Regions from separate parts of the Homo sapiens genome. Here region 1 is linked to region 2. A link is a loop called in an ENCODE intact Hi-C map of the cell type or tissue named here. Cell type or tissue: gastrocnemius medialis. All regions are shown on one strand. Region 1 overlaps SIRT2 (sirtuin 2). Region 2 overlaps ACTN4 (actinin alpha 4).

The links. A loop is a pair of places that touch in the nucleus more often than their neighbours do. Peaks named below come from ENCODE experiments on the same cell type or tissue, not always from the same donor. Only the 100,000 strongest peaks of a DNase experiment are listed, where the experiment ranks them.
Region 1: a loop joins it to region 2, with 2.7 times the contacts of the local background. A loop is called at or near these places in 7 of 110 quality-filtered maps.

Annotation. Positions count from the first base shown.
Region 1 is chr19:38,887,751-38,892,750 of GRCh38, forward strand. It overlaps SIRT2 (sirtuin 2), which reads right to left. Exons shown (of 16, transcript NM_012237.4): 5 at 2,353-2,394; 6 at 2,105-2,211; 7 at 1,939-1,995; 8 at 1,337-1,405. Among named protein-coding and RNA genes, the nearest start is that of SIRT2, 9.4 kb to the right of the region's middle. In gastrocnemius medialis, no CTCF peak of the experiment used is centred here; a DNase peak (open chromatin) is centred at 3,121; H3K27ac peaks cover 4,914 bases.
Region 2 is chr19:38,711,299-38,716,298 of GRCh38, forward strand. ACTN4 (actinin alpha 4) reads left to right here. Exons shown (of 21, transcript NM_004924.6): 9 at 3,171-3,263. The region is part of intron 1 of LOC107985291 (a long non-coding RNA gene); the gene reads right to left. Among named protein-coding and RNA genes, the nearest start is that of CAPN12, 31 kb to the right of the region's middle. In gastrocnemius medialis, no CTCF peak of the experiment used is centred here; DNase peaks (open chromatin) are centred at 2,103 and 3,276; H3K27ac peaks cover 5,000 bases.

The sequences.
Region 1 (5,000 bases), 180 kb after region 2:
TTGTTTGTTTGTTTGTTTTTTTAAATTGAGATGGAGTCTTGCTCTGTCACCCAGGCTGGAGTGCAGTGGCACAATCTTGACTCACTACAACCTCTGCCTCCCAGGTTCAAGCGATTCTCCTGCCTCAGCCTCCCGAGTAGCTGGGGTTACAGGCACCACCACACCTGGCTAATTTTTGTATTTTTAGTAGAGACCAGATTTCATGATGTTGGACAGGCTGGTCTTGAACTCCTGACCTCGTGATCTGCCCACCTCGGTGTCCCAAAGTGCTGGGATTACAGGCGTGAGCCACCGCGCCCGGCCACCTGTTTTATAATTCGGGGTTCTGAGGTGTGATCTAGAGCTTGAATTAATACTGTTGTAGTGCATCATGTCATTTCTATACATATTCATAAAACAGGTAGAGGCAGCAACATTTTGTTGTTGTTTTGATTTGTTTTTTGTTTCTTTGAAACCAGGTCTCCCAGGCTACAGTACAGTGGCACCATCATAGCTCACTGCAGTCTTGACTTCCTGAACTCAAGCAATCCCCCTACCTCAGCCTCCTGAGTAGCTGGGGCTACAGGCACACGCCACCCTGCCCAGCTAATTTTTGTATTTCTTGTAGAGACAGGGTCTCCCTATGTTGCCCAGGCGGGTCCCAAACGCCTGGGCTCGAGCTATCTCTCGCTTTGGCCTCCCAAAGTGCTGGGATTACAGGTGTGAGCCACTGTGCCCAGCCCATCAAGATTTTTTTACTGTTAGGGGTGTGAGACTCTCCAAACCAGAAGCCAACAATGTGAGCCATCCTTGCTTGAATGCCCCAGGGAGAGGCCCTTGGCTAAGCACCTGACGTGTACGAGACATGTTTATAATTGGGCAAAGCACAAAAAACTATAAAAAGGTGCCCCTTCCTTAAGGCACAACATCTACTTGTTGGACACGTGTCATAGTGTATGGATTTTGTTAGATGAAGTCACTTTGGAAACTCGCTCATAACCAATGTGAAATCTGGGGTGCCTATAGTGCACACAGAGTCCCTTCAGCCATAGGCTCCTTCCACATCACACATGGGATGGCCCTGAGAGGAGGTCACTGCCACCGCACTGCAGACCTGAGAGGGCAGACCTGAGAGGGCAAACCTTTTCTGGCCCCTGTTTGACGGAAGGGGAAACTGAGGCAGAGAAGACGTGACTCACGGCAGGTCATGCAGCAAGGAGGCAGTAGGCCAAGCCCTGGCCCCGCATTGCTGGAGTCCCCGCCTGAGCTCTTGGGCACGCAGCTCTGCTCCTCTGCTGAGGACACCATGCCCGTTCCACCCGCCCATCCTCCTCCCAGGATGCTCGCATCCGCCTACCTGCGTGTAGCAGCGCAGGAGTAGCCCCTTGTCCTTCAGCAGGCGCATGAAGTAGTGACAGATGGTTGGCTGCAGGGAAGAGCGACAGCACTGCTGACGACTGCAGGGAACAGCCACAGGCCACTGCCGCATGCCAGGAACTGTTCTAGGCACTGTGACTGTTTTACCCCCAGGGAACCGTCACAGCAGCCGCGTCGGGGAGAGACCACTGCTATCCCCAGATCACAGATGAGGAAACTGAAGGACAGGGAAGGGGATTGTGTTGCCAAAGTCACACGGTGGGTAAGCTGCAGAGCTGAGATTCACACCCAGGCAGCCCGGCTGCAGGGTCCCGGGCTCTCAACGGCATCATTAGTCAGCTAAGCCTCGCAGCAGCCCTCTTCAGACAGTACCATTAGCTTCACTTCACAGGAGGCAAATCGGAGGCTCAAGGTCGTAAGATGAAGACACGAGGAACCAGGACTTGAACCGAGGCAGTCTGGGCCCAGCACCCATGTACTTAATGGCTACATAATATTTGTCTGCAGGGCCTTGGCGGGGCTTCTCATGCGTGCCCTCCCCCAACCCTTCCTGTTTCGCCCCCTGCAAAACAAAGATCTCACCTTGAACTGCCCAGGATAGAGTTCCTTGGCGAGGGCGAAGAAGGGTTCCGGATGTTTCTGTAGGAGAGACAGCCAGAGGGCCAGATGCCCCAGGTAGCGTGAGGGTTGGAGCCAGGTGACCCCATCCCCACCCCTCACAGACGCCCCTTCCTGGGGGAGCACAAACCTTGAAATAGCTGATCTCAAAGATGGCCTCTGGGTAGGGAAGATGGTACTTCTCTAGGTTGTCATAGAGGCCGGTGGATGGAGAGCGAAAGTCGGGGATGCCTGCGGCTAGGAAAGGGGGGTCAGGGAGCAGTTGGTCTATACCATACTAACCCTCCCAGGACAGGGCTCAGATAGGGCTCCTCCCCAGCCCTTGGGAGGGACTCCCCAGTTCCTGGGGGTAGCTGCTGGGGGAGAAGGGTTACTTACATGTGGAGATTCCAGCTCCCACCAAACAGATGACTCTGCGACCTGGAGGAGAGGAACTTATGCACCATATGACACCGTTTGCTCAGTCCCTACGATAGCACCACCCATCACAGCCCCTGACATCGTTTACTCCATGCCAGGCCCTGGGGCAAGCATCTCAGATGCATGACGGGCCTTCCAATCATCTAGACGGGGATGGTGTTAACATCCCCATTTTATAAATGAGAAAACTGGGGCTCAGATAGGGGAAGAAGTCACACAATCAACTGCGGAAGAGCCAGCCAGCGGATAAAGAATCCAGTGTTGGGCTGGGTGCAGTGGCTCATGCCTGTAATCCCAGAACTTTGGGAGGCTGAGGCAGGCGGGTCATCTGAGGTCAAGAGTTTGAGCCCAGCCTGGCCAACATGGCAAAACCTCATCTCTACTGAAAATACAAAATTAGCCAGGCGTGGTGGCACGTGCCTGTAATCTCAGCTACTTGGGAGGCTGAGGCAGGAGAATCACTTGAACCCGGGAGGCGGAGGTTGCAGTGAGCCGAGATCATGCCATTGCACTCTAGCCTGGGTGACAGAGCGAGACTCCATCTCAAAAAAAGGAAAAAAAAAAAAAAAAGAGAATCCACTGTTGGAAATCACACCAACTTGGACTTGAGAAAAGGCCACTTTAGGATAAGAACCCTGGGCTGAGCAGAAATAGCTAGCTGGTGGCTGGTGAGTAGCCACCAGGCCATAGTACCCTGGCATCTGCCCATCAGCTGATAGACAGGCACAAGTGTGATATGCTGTGGATCAGATGCCTCTGGGATGCCCTGTCCAAGGGAGGACAGCAAAGGTGAACAGAGCACAAAGCCTGCCACAGCTTCAGCCCTGAGCTTCAGCTCTGAGATGCCATCAGGCCAGGCCTGGTTGAATCCAGTGGTGGCTACATGTGGTCTGGATTCAGGGGACCTGGGGTCAAATCCTGGCTCTGCCACTTGGCAACTGTTTGACCCTACACTGAGTCGTGACCTTTTTGTGCCTCCTTTTCCTCCTCTGTTCAGATCACTTCCATAATGATCTTACAGGTATAATGTGAATATCAAATAATAGGGCACTTGTAAAGTGCTGAGCCCAGTGCCTGGCAAATAGTGAAGCCTCAATTAAGTGGTTAAAAAGAAATTTTTAGGGCCGGGCCCGGTGGCTCACTCCTGTAATCCCAGCACTTTGGGAGGCCGAGGGGGGCAGATCACCTGAGGTCAGGAGTTCAAGACCAGCCTGGCTAACATGGTGAAACCCCGTCTCTACTAAAAGTACAAAAATTAGCCGGGCGTGGTGGCACGCGCCTGTAATCCCAGCTACTCGGGAGGCTGAAGCAGGAGAATCGCTTGAACCCGGGAGGCAGAGGTTGCAGTGAGCCATGATAGCGCCACTGCACTCCAGCCTGGGTAACAGAGTGAGACTCTGTCTCAAAATAATAATAATAATAAATTTTTAGAGCAGTGAGGTGAGGGTTGGAGCCTCACCTTTAAATTTTTGCAGAGAGGGGGTCTCGCTTATTGCCCAGGCTAGTCTTGACCTACTGGCCTCAAGCGATCCTCCTGCTTTCAGCCTCCCAAAATGGTGGGATTATAGGCCTGAACCACCACTCCCGGCCTCAACTAATTGTTATTTTTCATTACTATCTCCTCCTGGGCACCCTCATGAGCCAATTACCCCAGAATCCAGGTGCAGGAGGACACAAGGAACAAATGCTTTGTAGCCACTGCCTGTGTTGTCTTTGGGGCCTGCCCAGGCTAAAAGATGGCTGCAGACAGCTGCTCGCCTGCCGCAGGAGAGGGAGGCTCAGGGCAGCAGGCCTGGCTGCCTGAGGAGGGAGACAGTGGCAGCTGGAGGACAGGGACACAGGAGAAGATGTCCTCAACAAAAGGCTGCTCAGGAACCACAAAGGGTCGATTGTTCTAGTTGAGGACTGCCAAGGGCCTGGTTTCTCAGACTTTGGTGACCTCAACTTGTGGCAAGAAATATAAATTTCAGGCCGGGACGGGTGGTTCATGCCTCTAATCCTAGCACTTTGGGAGGCCGAGGAGGGTGGATTGCCTGAGCTCAGGTGTTCAAGACCAGCCTGGGCAACATGGTGAAACCCTGTCTCTACTAAAATACAAAAAATTAGCCAGTCGTGGTGGTGTGCGTCTGTAATCCCAGCCACTCGGGAGGCTGAGGCAGGAGAATTGCTGGAACCCGGGAGGTGGAGGTTGCAGTGAGCTGAGATTGTGCCACTGCACTCCAGCCTGGGCAACAGAGCAAGACTCCATCTCAAAAAAAAAAAAAGAAAAAGAAATATAAATTTCATGCTGACTCAGTAAGTGGACACCTATCCACCACATCTGAAATAAGCCTCCTGTAGTAATAACCACGGCACACCCTGCCACAGCTCTCGCTATGTTCCAGGCCCTGCTCTAAGCATTTGCATTTTTATTTATCTTTTAAATTTTATTACTTTATTTTTTTTTAGAGTCAGAGTCTCACTGTGTTGCCCAGGCTGCAGTGCAGTGGTGCCATCATAGCTCACTGCAGCCTCCAATTCCTGGGCTCAAACAATCCTCCCTTCTCAGCCTCCTGAGTAACTGAGACTACAGGCAACGCCCCCATATCTGACTATTTTTTTTTTTC
Region 2 (5,000 bases):
GATGAGAAGGCCATCATGACTTACGTGTCCTGCTTCTACCACGCTTTCTCGGGGGCTCAGAAGGTGAGCTGGGCCAGGCACACCTCGCTGCTGGGGCTGCAGACCTGCCTTCACCACCGCCCTTGCATCACCGCTGGCCATCTGTGGTTGGAGCCCTGGCCAGGCCGTGGGCCGCCACACCACACAGACTGACCCTGCCGGCCTCTGACTCGGAAGGTCCCCTGGGGCAGGTTTCCCGCCTGGCCGGTGCTGGGCCTGTGCTGAGGAGTCACAGACCTCTGTTTGAACACAGCCCACCCTGGGAGGTGGGTGGTGGCATCCTAGGCTCTCAGGCGGGGAAACTGAAGCCCTGCATTACAGTCAATGGCAGAGCTGGGATTTGACTGCCCGGCGTTCCCACTCGCCCTGTCCATCATCTGCACCAGGGCTGCCTGCCTGCCCCTGCCAAGCCCTTCGTGGGGAGCACTGGGCTTTACCCGTTTTGCAGCTCCTTCCTGCCAGGAAAGGCTCAGCATGTGCAGCCCAACCTGCACTCACGGTCCCAGCCCTCCAGAGGCCAGGCAGAGCCCACAGAGCTTGCGTGGCAGTGGCCGCCCTCCTGGGCCCAGCTGACCTCATGCTGCCTCACAGCTCCTGCCGGGCCCTCAGCGTTCACGCAGAGGCCCAAGCACTGCTCCCCCCGCTTGCCTTGTGGTCTCTGAAGTATCTCAGGCAGCATTCCCGATGCCTGCTTTGAAGTGTCAGCAGTTGGCACAGGTTCAGAGGAGGAGGCAGAATCGATTCTTGTTTACTGAACATGTACTACACGCTAGGCACCCTCCAAGGCCTTCACATGCACAGGCTTCCAGAGGGTCCCTGTGCACACCCCCAGGAGGGCTAGGCGCAGTTAGCCCCATTTGAGAGAGGAGGAATTGAAGTTTAGGGAAACAGCTATTCCTAAAACTAGAAGGGGGGGGCCGTACCTTCTGTGGACCCCTGCTTTGAGCCTCCCAACTAGCAGGTGCATTACCTACCGTCAGTCTGGCCTGGCCCCACTCTGCCACCTCTTGGTACTGTGACCTTGGGTGGGTCACTTGACCTCAGCTTCCCCACCTGTGAAATGGGCATCGCTGTAGTTCGGTCTCACAGGATTGTTCTGGGCGTGAAACGAGCTCCTGCAGGCAAAGGGCTTAGCACAGTGCCTGGCACGGCAGCTGCCATTTAGGCAGCTGCCAGGGAGCCACAGTGGTGGGGAGTGTGGTTCTTCCCAGCCTCGGGCCAGAAAGGCCTCTTCACCTCCTCAGCATGCGATTGGAGCTTGTGTTTGGAGTGTTCTGCTAGAGGGCACGGGCCAGGAGGGTGGAGGGAGGACCCCTGACCCACACTCCCGCGGGAGGGTGGGCAGGGACCAGCAGCAATGGACGATTCGTCACCACAGACCCCAACTAACAGCATGTTTGCCATTGGACTCACCCCTACGGGCCCCGAACCAGCCCCCTGCCCACCACATGGCCTCACCAGATTGCTTTTCTTTCTACCCACACTGCTCCCCTGTGCTTAGGGCTGAACTCCAGTCTGGAGGCTCTGAGGGATTTTGGGGGAGCAGGGACTGGCAGGCAAGCCCAGGACAGTATGGGTGGGTGCTGAGGCACTGGGCCTGGAGGCTTGTCACTGGCCCCTCTCTGAGGGGGTAGTGGAGGCCCGGCTGCAGGGCGCTGGCTGGTCAGAAAGGAAAGTGCTGGGTCCCTGTGTGCTCCTCAGGACAGCCCCGTGGTGCTGCTCCTGCTGCCTCGTTTCCCCAGAGACCCAGTCCAAGCTCTTGCAAGAGTGCTCTCTGGGGTTCATGTTTTATAAACGCAGAGTGAACCCCAGGTCTAGCGCCAGTGTGCCCATTCTGTCCTGAGATCATTTATTTCTAGTCACCGAAGCGTTCCCGCCTCGTTCCTTTATTCACTCACTCATTCAGCAACCCTGAACACCGCCAGTGCACTGAGCCCCAAGCTGGATGCGGGAACTCAGCGGTGAAACATGATTCCCTTGCCTTGCGGCAGCCCCGTGCTCACAGAGAGGACTTGAGTTTCGGGTGCCAGTTGTCTCTGCCAAGTTAGGAGTCAGGGACTGACCTCTGTGACCCCCACAAGCTGCAGCCCTGGCTGTGTTTTCCACACTGGCCTGGGGCCCATGTTCATTGGCTGAGGAACCTCTTGGACCTCATCTCTGAGGAGCACCGCCTGGGGCCCTGGGTGTGTGTCCCGCAGCATGGCGCGGGGTGTGCACGTGCGTGTGTGCGCTCACACGAGCACCGGCTGCCGCCTCCCCGCCTGTCTCCAGGTGCCATGTGTGGAGGGGAGAGGCTGGGCGTCGCTGCCTGCAGCACTGGCTCTGAGCCGTTGGCCAAGCCTCTCCATTTTCCTTCCCCATCACTCTGTAGACCCTCCTCACTCTTTCTGTTCCTGTTCTGTTGCCGTTTCAACTCCTCCTCTTGGACCCTTTCTGTGCTTCCTGAAAGGTACCTGGTCTCTCTCTCCCCGTGTGCACCCCCTGCCTCCTCTACACTGTTCACTGCCCCCTAGCAGGACAGGGCAGGACGCTCTCCTGTAGTTCAGGCCCAGGGACTATGTCCACCACTCTCACCCTCCAAAGCCCCAGCACTTTTCTGCCCCACGGATGGTGACTTCTGTCCTCTGGAGCTCCTATTAACATTGCCTCCAAGGCAGGAGAGTGGACAGGCCTGAGTGTGCTCCTGTGCACGGACCACTAGGCTCCTCCGGGACCCGGGCGCCCCTGCTCTGTTGCCCCCAGCTCTCCAGCTCTCGGCTTCCCATCCTTTCACCTTCCCACCGGGAGAGACTCCTCCGCAGTCTTAGGTCCAACGCAGCCGACCCGTCCAGCCTCACCCTCCTCTGTGTGGGGCACTAGAGGGTTTGCGAGCAGCAGTGGGAGGGCTCCCCAACCCTCCTCGGTGCCTCCAGGGTCTGGGCTTTCTGGACCCAGGGGCATTTTGCAGTCAGCAGTGAGGATGCCAACAAGGCCTATTGGGACAGGGCACCATCTCACTGGAGCTGTGCTTCCTCTCCTTCCCCTCTGTGAGGAGTTCCGTGGGCCATGGACCAGCTGCTTTCAAGGGACGTGCCCGTCAGGAGGGAGGGTGGCCAGCCCCCAGGCAGCCCTGACTGTGTGCTCCCCTCCAGGCTGAAACTGCCGCCAACCGGATCTGTAAGGTGCTGGCTGTCAACCAAGAGAACGAGCACCTGATGGAGGACTACGAGAAGCTGGCCAGCGACGTGAGTGTTCCCCCAGTGAAAGTCAGGGCCACCTCATTATCCTCAGCCAGAGGTCACTGTGACTCTTGCAGGGGGAAAGCAGGTGTGGCAGCGAGATGACCTAGAAAAGGCTGCGTGGTCACAGACCATGGCATTTAGCCAGCTGGTGTGTACACGACCTCTCCGTTTGCTTCCACAAGGCTAAGGGTCAGACCGGCAGCCACCTTGCCAGCCAGCCCCTGGGCTCCCGAGCTTGGGTTCCTACAGAGATGCTCAGGGACAGTGTTTCCTGGGCACCTCAGTGCTTTAGAATCACCTGGGGAGCTTTGTGAAAGCCCCTCTTCCCGTGCCCTGGCCCTGGAGAGAGTGATTCAGAAGGATGGAGAGGGGCCTGGGAACCAATAGGATAGCAGGCCCTGTGCAGGTGCTTAACGAGCAGCCCAGCAAGACGGGAACTCGGATTATCCTCCTTTCCAAGTGAGGAAACTGAGGCCCAGGGAGGGTCAGGCACGTGCCTGCTGTTACATGACTAGTGGGACAGAGAGCTGGGCTTCACCCAGGCAGCCCTGCTCTAGAGTCCAAACCCAATGCTTCAGTTGGAAATAAGGGTGGTTAGTACAACTCTTCTGGAGGCTCTTCATTTTTGAAATCTCCATATTTAAAAAATAAACGTAGGCTGGGCGCAGTGGCTCACACCTGTAATCGCAGCATTTTGGGAGGCCAAGGCAGGTGGATCACTTGAGGTCTGGAGTTCAAAACCAGCCTGGCCAACATGGTGAAACCTTGTCTCTACTGAAAATACAAAAATTAGCCGGGTGTTGTGGCACACACCTGTAGTCCCAGCTACTTGGGAGGCTGAGGCAGGAGGATCGCTTGAGCCTGGGAGGCAGAGGTTGCAGTGAGCCAAGATTGCGCCACTGTACTCTAGCCTAGCGACAGAGCAAGACTCCATTAAAATAAAAATAAAATAAAATAAAATTTCCCAAAGAGCAGTGGTTTGACTGCTCATCTAGAACCAGTGGTTCCCAGATTTTGCAATCTCATAGACCAGGAAAATTTGAAAAACTATTGGATGTCCAACCTAAGAGGGCCAGCTTTTTATTTTGCCAAGTTACGGATGTTTTAAAAAGAAACACTACCATCTGTTACCACCAGCACTTCTAACACCAAGATAAGGTAAAAAGGTTATTCTTAGAACCCCAGCCATTGCCAAGAAAGGGCAGCTGGCAGCACGCCTCACAATGTATCCACACAGAGGTATTTCTGTCTTTGAATTTCTCACTTTGCCAGAAGTTGGCATTTGGGAACCACTTCTCCAGCTTGTCCGTGCTGGCAGATAACTGATTTTGTACTTCTAGAATTGTTTTATTATTTTTTTGAGATGGAGTTTCACTCTTGTCACCCAGGCTGGAGTGCAATGGCACGACCTTGGCTCACTGCAACCTCTGCCTCCCAGGTTCAAGCAGTTCTCCTGCCTCAGCCTCCCAAGTAGCTGGGATTACAGGCGCGCACCACCACGCCCAGCTAATTTTTGTATTTTTTTTAGTAGAGATGGGGTTTCACCATGTTGGTCAGGCTGATCTTGAACTCCTGACCTCAGGTGATCCACTCACCTCAGCCTCCCAAAGTGCTGGGATTACAGGTGTGAACCAGCGTGCCTGGCCTAGAATTGTTTTAGAATGTCCAACTGTTTGTTACCCTTTCTCACTCCATTAAAGATCTGAGTAGTTCCTAAAAGAATATGTTTGTTTCTTTTTC